Regions from separate parts of the Homo sapiens genome. Here region 2 is linked to region 1. Evidence: read pairs that join two places in POLR2A ChIA-PET (ENCODE). Cell type or tissue: GM12878. All regions are shown on one strand. Links, peaks and the distances in the headings refer to the core of each region. The heading gives the core; the rest is flanking DNA. Region 1 overlaps LINC01252 (long intergenic non-protein coding RNA 1252). Region 2 has its middle 46 kb from the start of BCL2L14.

Region 1 (4,399 bases), core at 238-4,237:
TGAAGCCTTAGGGGACATTTTAGATATCCTTTTCCAATTCACGTGTCTTCTCTTTGCTCCCTTAAGTAAACGAAGAGCTTCTTAACCAAGCCCTCAGAACTAGCTGCCTTGATAAGGATCAGCTGGAGCCAGTCACAGCCTACGCTAGTTTGTGGGCAAGAAGAAAAGCACTTAAAGCAAACTCCCACCCTATGTGGCTCAGTGGATTCACTATCTGCACTACCTCTTTTCAAGAAAACAGGTTTTTGGCACTGTGGTGAGTTTCAGCCTAAGTTCCTAGGCAAGCTTACTTTCCCTGGTTTGAGTTGGGGAGGATGGCGTTACTCTTTAGTAATTTTGTTGCCCTTTCTTGTGTTGCTATTTGTCAGTGCCTGTATATGATTTTTCCTTCATTTGCTAGGGATTAGGGAAGTTAGGTAGGGTTACACTGTTGATAGCAAGTGATCATGCTTCTGTGCAGTCTCCTACCAGATTTTTTGCTGAATGAAAAAGCAATAATAATCGTGATGAGGAGGAAGACAAGGAAAACAACTCTAAAAAAGATGGAGAAAATTGTCGCATAGTTTCATGATAGCTCACCAGTAAGGGGTGCTACCTTCTGTGCTAAGGCTTAGGTAATCATACCCTTTACCACTGTGTGTTGGCAAGAACTGTACTTGAAATCAGGAGACCTGGGAAGGCTGAGGAGGGAGGGTTGCTTGAGCTCAGGAGTTCGAGGCTGCAGTAAGCTATGATCACGCTACTGCACTCTAGCCGTTGACAGGCGACAAAGCGAGATCTGTCTCTAAAAAATAAAATAAAGTAAAATAAATCAAGAGCTCCAGATTTTGAATTCTGTCTTTGCCATCTGTATTATTAGTACCAGTTACTTAACATCTCTAAGATTGTTCCATCATCTATAACATAACATTAAAAATGACTATTGACAAAGATGTTTGAGAAATAAAGGAATTAAAATTGCTGCAAAACACCATTTTCTCAGTGTTTGTTGGATCTGGATAATGTTGTGATATATGAATTGCATCAGAGTGTTGTCATCATTCATCATCATCATCATCATCCATCATTTCTAAAGTATCTAGATTTGTTCTAGAAAATGTAGCATGCTTCCCAAAGACAGAGTTTCTGACAACTAAGGGTTGGCAGTGGAAGGGAATATCCCACAGAGGTGCTGAAGTCAGTTTGCAAAGAGTTTCGAAATATTCAGCAGGAAACTTAACTGGTAAAAGAAAAGGATTATTCAGGGAGCACCCAGCATGCCACTCATTCTATGTGTGACTTGTATACACTTATTGAAGAATCAGTTATACTGCAGGGTTTGATGTGTTCAATAAATGTTAACATAATTTGTTAACATATAAAAATGGCACAAAGCGATCGTTTTTCTACCTACTTACCGCTTGAGAGGTTTTTTCCTTCTCATCCATTTTGACCAATTTCATAGAAATTTTATTTTCAAATTCTAAAAAGCTATTTCTCTCCATATCCTTGAATGCCTCTGACAGAAGCGACTGGAATCCCCTTTCTCTCAGAACAACGTTCATTAAACATATTTGGTTAAAAATACGTGGAACTCTAATAAGTTTTACTTTAGATAACACAGAAAATCACACAGGGTCTGCATACTTCATGCTAAAGAGCCTTGGGGTTTAGTGAAGAGGAGAACAGAAAATGTCTCTGACTTTGGCTTTGGTCTGATTTCCTCTGATCACTAATTTCCTAGCCCACATGTCTAGGCTAGGACACCATTGTCTGAGAGAGACAACTTCTCTTGTTGTTGTTCCTACAGACTATCCTTGTTGCACGAAGCACAGGATAATCTGTCACCCTGGCTTTTTGGCTTCCTGCTTCAGCACCACCTCTCCTTGAAATGCTCATGTATGGATATGGGTTCACGGGTTCCATCTAGCGGCCACTACTCAAATAATTTGAAAGTCAAGAACATTTCATAGATGACATTGACCTCACCTTTGCTTTGACGTACGGGGAAATTTAGATCTCAAGAGGTGAAATGAAGCATCGTAGGCACATGGCTAGTTAGTGGTAGAACTGGGGCCATCACCAGCCTCCTGACTCCAGCCCAGTTTCTCAGCCACAACAAGGTTTTTTTTTTTTTTTTTCCACAACCTTGATATTCTTCCTCCTACAAAATACTTAACTCTCCAGAGACTTAAACATCTTGATTCAACTCTGATACAAAAATAAGCAGAAAACATAACAACTGAAATGATAACTATAGCAATAAAAATATTATAGATTTCCATCGTATGTACTGTAACAATAAGATTCAAATGAATGAAAGATATAGCAGATTTCAGTATGGGGGAGTTAATGGAGGAAGATGGAACTCCATTACCTTCTTGAATGTGAAAGAGTAGATAAATTGGAGGAAGCTCCTAGGGGAGGGCATTTCAGGAACATGGAAAAGCATGAAAAAAATGTCTTCATGTGATGAAGAGGTTGGTTGTATTCCCTAGGCAAATATTAGGAATTAAAAAACAATTATTTCATGTTATTTAACCTATTAATAGATTTTTAAAGTGTACAACATAGTAAATTTCGACCTATTTTACACCAAAGAGGCAACTGACACAATCAAGATAATGAACATGGCTGGGCAAGGTGGCTCACGCCTGTAATCCCAGTGCTTTGGGAGTCATAAGTGGGAGGATTTCCTTGAGACCAGGAGTTCAAGACCAGCCCCAGGCAACATAGTGAGACCTCATCTCCACCAAAAGAAAAAAAACAGCCAGGCATGGTGGGCTGAGCCTGTAGTCCCAGTTGCTTGGCAGGAAGATCCCGTGGGCCCTGGAGTTTGAGGATGCAGTGAGCTATGAGCTGGGTGACAGAGCATGACCCTGTCTCTAAAAAAGCAAAAAAAAAAAAAGGATATTCATATCCTCCCCACCAAGTTTCCTTGTTGTGCCCCCTTCGTAATCCTGACTCCTCTCTCCTCTGGCCCATCCCACTCAGACAACCAGTGACCTGCTTTCCGTCACTTTGGATGAGTTTGCATTTTCTAGGATACTTGTACATTTTTTTCATTTTGAAACAATTTCAAACTTATGGAAAAGTTGCAGGTGTAGTAGCACAAGAGCTTCCGTACACCTTTCATCCGGATTCCCCAGTTGTTAACATTTTACCATGTTTGTCTTCTTATTCTATCTACACATTTATACGTATTATTGCTCTTAAATTTTTCTGAACCAGGTGAGAACAGTTGCAAATATGATGCCCCATGAGCCTTTACTACTTTGGCATGTATTTCCTTAAAATGAGGACATTTCTATAACCAGAGTGCATCCATCAAGATCGGGACATTACATGGGGTGCGGTGGCACATGCCTGTAATTCCAGGTACTTGAGAGGCTGAGACAGGAGAATCGCTTGAACCCAGGAGGTGGAGGTTGCAGTGAGCCGGGATTGTACCACTGCACTCCAGTCTGGATGACAGGGACTCTGTTTCAAAAAAAAAAAAAAAAAAAAAAAAAAAGAGAAAGGAAAAAGAAATGAAAAAGATCAGGAATTTAACATTGATGTAATAAAGCCACAATCCGTAGACTCCATTCAGATTTCACCAATTTTACAATAACGTTCTTTATAATTCCAGAATCCAACCCAGGATCATGTGTTGTGTTTAGTCATTATATCTCTGTTAGTCTCCCTTAATCAGGAACATTTTCTCATTCTTTCCTTGTTTTTCATAACCTGGGTGTTTTTAAAGAGAACAGGCTAATTACTTCGTAGAATGTCCCTCAGTTTGGGTTTGTCTGATGTTACCTTATTGTCAGATTTGGGTGGTGCGTTTTTGGCAGGACGTTCACAGAAATGATGCTGTGTTTTCTCAGTTTGTTAGAGTAACTTAATATAGATTTATCCTGTTTATAGACAACATTATATGTTAGCACTCGATTAAGATGATATTGGCTAGGTTTCTATGCTATAGAGCTAACTAGTAAGTAATTTGTATTTCTAAACTACTAATAAGCACTAAATATTTTGGGGGAGATACTTTGAGATTGTATCCATTTCCTCATCAAATTTTCACCTACTAGCTTTTCCATCCAATGATGATTCTATCTAAATTAGTTATAACTATAATGGTTGCAAAATAATAATTTTCTGGCTGGGTGTGGTGGCTCATGCCTATTATCCCAGCACTTTGGGAGGCTGAGGTGGATTGTTTGAGCCCAGGAGTTGAGACCAGCCTGGGCAACATGATGAAACCTCATTTCTACAAAAAATACAAAAATAGCCGTGTGGTGGCACACGCCTGAAGTCCCAGCTACTTGGGAGGCTGAGGTGGGAGAATTGCTTGAGCCCAGCAGGTTGAGGCTGCAGTGAACTGTGACTGCACCACTGCACTCCAACCTGGGTGACAGAGCAAGACCCTGTCTCA
Region 2 (4,399 bases), core at 111-4,110, 470 kb before region 1:
CTTGAGGAACTTTCTTTAATATTTTTCATTGTGCAGTTGTGCTGGTGATAAGTTATCTCAGCTTTTATTTATTCATTTTGCCTTCATTTTTGAAGGATATTTCCACTGGATGTAGAATTCTAAGTTAGCAGTTTTTTTTCTTTTAGAACTTCAAAGATGGGATTCTGTTATCTTCAGGATTGCAACATTTCTGGTGAGATGTCAGTGATAATTCTCATTATTGCACCACTGTAGTCAGGTGGGATTTTTTTTTTTGTCCCCTGAATTCTTTTGAGATCTTTTCTTCATCATTGTTTTACAACGTTTGGCTATGATGTGCTTAAATGTGGTTTTCTTTGTGTTTATCTTGTTTAAGATACATTGAGATTCTTGGATCAGTGGATTGGTACTTTTTTGTCACATTAGGAGGTCATTATTTTTTGAAATATTTCTTCTGCCCCAATTCCTCTTTGCTTTCCTACTGAGACTACAGTTATGTATCTGTTAGACTGGTTAATAATATCCCATATGTGTAACTCAAGCTCTATTCTTTTATTCTAGTCCTTTTTTGCTCTGTGTGCATCAGCTTGGATAATTTTTATTATTCTGTCTTCATGTCTACTAATCTTTTCTTTTGCAGTGTCTAATCTTCTGTTAAGCCCATCTTGTGACTTATTTCAGTTATTTTAGATACATATATAAACATATTTTTTAGACAGAATCTTGCTCTGCTGCCCAGGCTGGAGTGCAGTGGTGCAATCTCGGCTCACTGCAACCTCTGCCTCCCGGATTCAAACGATTCTCCTGCCTCAGCCTCCCTAGTAGCTGGGATTACGGGCTTCCACCACCACGCCCAGTTCTTTTTTTTTTTTCTTGATTTTCAGTAGAGACACAGTTTCACCATGTTGGCCAGGCTGGTCTTGAACTCCTGGCCTCAATGATCTGCCCGGCTGGGCCTCCCAAAGTGTTGGGATTACAGGTGTGAGCCACCGTGCCCAGGCAGTTATTGTAGATTTTTGAGTCCCATGATTTTCATCTTGTTTCTTTTCATAATGTCTATTTTCCAATGAGTAACTGTTTTTCATTCCTTATGTCCACTTTTTCCCTTTAAATTCTTCAATATATTTAGTCATTTTAAAGTTTTTCTTTGCTAATTCCATCTGTATCACCTCTGGGATTCTTTCTATTGGCTGCTTTCTATACTACTTGTTTCCTCCTTGTTACACATTGAGTAATTTTTTATTACATGTCAAACATTATGGTTTTATTATCTTCCTGTAAGGATCATTGCATTTGTTTTGGCAGGTGGTTAATTTATTGGTGGATCCGCTTGGATCCATTATTGAGTGTTGTAATTTGGCTTTGTTTTGATGGGTCCAGTGCAGCCTCTCTCTAGTGCTGGGGTGGCCCAGCTCCACAGGTGTGGCCTTTCCCGGGCCTCTGTTGAAAGCCCAGGCTGTTCATCAAGCTCTTTCCACCATGGACACTGAGAACACAGTGTCTCTTCCCACCATGTGACCTCTGGAATCTCTGTTCAGTGCACAGCTCCTACTACCTATTCTCTCTCTCTCTCTCTTTTTTTTCTTTTTTTAAGAAACAGGGTCTCACTCTGTCACCCAGGCTGGAGTGCAGCAGCACAATCTTAGCTCACTGTAGCCTGAAGCTCCTGGGCTCAAGGGATCCTCCTGCCACAGCCTCCCAAGTAGCTGGAACTATAGGTGCATGCCACCACACCTAGCTAATTTTTAAAATTTTTTGTAGAGATGAGGTCTTGCTATATTGCCCAGGCTGGTTTTGAACTCCTGGGCTCAAGCGATCCTCTTGCCTCAGCCTCTCCTAAGATGCTGGGATTACAGGCATGAGCTACTGCACCTTGCCCCTGCTACCTATTCTCTACTAGGCTTTGTGAAAACATTACCCTGTACATGTGCAGTTTTGTTTTCAACTAGATTCAGGTGGTCTCCTCTGCAGATTTTTGGATTTCTGCTCTGTGCAGCTCCTGCCTCTCTCGTACCCTGTCCCACACACTCAATCCCTGCAGCAGCCCTAACCTTCGGTCTCTTTCCTCCATCCTCAGTTTGGGCTCCACTTCCGCGTGCTGTGGTTGGAAAGCCCCAGGCAGGAGGCCAGAGTAAATGTGGGTTTCACCTCTTGTGTTTCTTCTCTCAAGCATCACATCCCTGCACCATCTGTAGCGTTGCACCTGAAAACAGTTTCATATAATTCGTCCAGTTTTATTGTTGTTTATGGCAGGAGGGCACAACCAATACCCCTTACTGTGTCGTGGTGACAACCACAAGTTAGACCAGACATCATTAGTTTATTTTATAGTTAAGGGAACTGAGGCTCAGAGCACAGAAGCACTTTGCTCAAGATCATCTGGGAACCAGCTGAGTAAGGGCTAGGACTCAGGTTAGAGCCTATTAGAGCCCCATTAGGGGCTCTTGACGTTACTTCCACTTTTTGTTTCCCACTTTCCTTTCCTATCTTGTTCCCCTTCGAGGAGAATATACGGTCATCTTGTGTCCACCTTGGTGTCCCCATTTCTGTCATATTTCACATTGACTCTCATTTTCACGGCTTTGAACTTTGCTCTGTCTTATCTGGAAAATTCTATATTTTAGACCTCCTCCCCTTTTTGCTTCCATTTTTGTCAGAATATCTATGTTGCTTATCAATTATTGTATTTTCTCAGTATCAAGCACCGTGCTTGGCACGTAGACATCTCTTGATAAATGTTTGTCGATGGGACCAAGGAAGAAATGAGTATCATTTTATCCTTTTTTTTTTTTTTTTTGAGACAGAGTCTCACTTCTTTCACCCAGGCTGGAGTGCAGTGGTGCGATCTCAGCTCACTGCAACCTCTGCCTCCCAGGTTCAAGTGATTCTCGTGCCTCAGCCTCAGTAGCTGGTATTATACAGGTGTGTGCCACGATACCTGGCTAATTTTGTGTATCTTTAGCAGAGACAGGGTTTTGCTATTTTGGCCAGGCTGGTCTCAAACTTCTGGCCACAAGTGATTCACTCGCCTTGGCCTCCCAAAGTGTTGGGATTACAGGCGTGAGCCACTGCGCCTGGCCTTATTCATCTTTTGACCCTTTTCCGCCATGTGTCATTGAAAACAGGTGCGCTGTGAGGTCCAGGTGAGGAGCAAAAGTCTGCAGGCGTTGGCAGGGAGAGCCCCTGGCATGGTGTGCCCTTCACACACAGCCAGAACATGCTTGTCTCTTGATACGGGCTGTTGGCTGAGAATTCATGCATTTCTTTGTTATTCTTGTCATACTGGAATTAACCTACAGCCTTTTTTTCGCTTTCTATATCTTTCCTTCTCCTGGCAACAGTTTCATAAAGATCCCTTTCATTATCCATTTCAATCATGCCACTAAGATCTATCCACTTCTTTCTTTTAATTTTATCATCACTCTTTCCTCCCTACATTTCTAGCACACACTAGAATCTCGTATGCAATTTATTTCTGCTGTATCTTTCTCTTTTCCCCATTTCCATCTCTGGATGCTTTTCTAGAAACCTCTCTGTGGTACTTTACATTTCATCATTTCGATTCCAATGTATTCATCCTGGTTTCTCTGTTTATTGCTTTGCTTGAGGGACTCTGCTTATCTCTTCAAAGCCTTTGATTTCAGGGCCACTTTCCTTGAGCATCTGCTCACATCATTTTCCTACTTGTCCACCACTGCCAGCCAGGGAAGATCAGAGGCCTGCCCTCCCGCTGATCTCCCCTCTTTTGTTTTTAATCCCTTCTTGTTCCATCAGGAATTTCCTCCCTTCTTTATACCACTGCCAAACTTAGGTTTTCAGAGGTGAATTTTGGCTGTTAACTTCATAAAATACAAATGGAAACATCATTCCTGTTGCGTCACAACCTCTGTTCTTTCTTGTACCTAGAAACTGGGCCACCCTCCTGGCTCAGTTTCCATTTGGTAGCCATGTGGCAGCAGCTGGTATGTGTGTTTAAATAAACCCCATTCAGTTCTGTGCTCTTGAAACCTGCATTATTTGGTTTGTTGGGCACTCGTCTTAGATTTCCCATTTCATTTTTTTCTCAAGAATCCGTGGAAATCTTCCTCTACTCCTTCCACCTGTACCTTTCTTGTGGCGTTTAGGAAGCGGATCATATGTTTGTACATAGCTTTTCTCTTGAAAATTTCATTAGGGGGCTCTATGGATTTCTTTCGGGGAACATGCATTTCCATGAAGTGAATCGTTTTGCTTTTTTAGGTCATAAGCATTGTTATGTATCATCAGATCCAGATCCCATAAGTCTTTGGAAGGTTCTTATAATAAACTGTAAACAAAAATCTCACTCTGAAAATTGTCTGGTAAGGAAATCCACAGAGCCAGTTCCTTTCCTAGTTCCTGGTGAATAAACTGCTTCAAACAGGTAATACCTAGATTTCTT

The links. ChIA-PET counts read pairs that join two places held together with the same protein. Peaks named below come from ENCODE experiments on the same cell type or tissue, not always from the same donor. Only the 100,000 strongest peaks of a DNase experiment are listed, where the experiment ranks them.
Region 2: POLR2A ChIA-PET joins it to region 1 with 5 read pairs; 8 of 35 experiments call an interaction of 5 or more read pairs at or near these places.

What each region holds. Positions count from the first base shown.
Region 1 is chr12:11,551,640-11,556,038 of GRCh38, reverse strand. LINC01252 (long intergenic non-protein coding RNA 1252) reads right to left here. Exons shown (of 8, transcript NR_033890.1): 3 at 3,346-3,459; 4 at 2,357-2,473; 5 at 1,969-2,190; 6 at 1-784. LOC124902877 (a long non-coding RNA gene) reads left to right here. Exons shown (of 3, transcript XR_007063210.1): 2 at 67-256. Among named protein-coding and RNA genes, the nearest start is that of LINC01252, 5.8 kb to the right of the region's middle. In GM12878, for the core only: a CTCF peak has its summit at 1,895 (motif pointing left); a DNase peak (open chromatin) is centred at 1,898; H3K4me3 peaks cover 878 bases; H3K27ac peaks cover 1,946 bases.
Region 2 is chr12:12,023,004-12,027,402 of GRCh38, reverse strand. No RefSeq gene overlaps it. Among named protein-coding and RNA genes, the nearest start is that of BCL2L14, 46 kb to the left of the region's middle. RefSeq lists an enhancer at 3,291-3,340. In GM12878, for the core only: no CTCF peak of the experiment used is centred there; a DNase peak (open chromatin) is centred at 2,162; H3K4me3 peaks cover 2,099 bases; H3K27ac peaks cover 2,989 bases.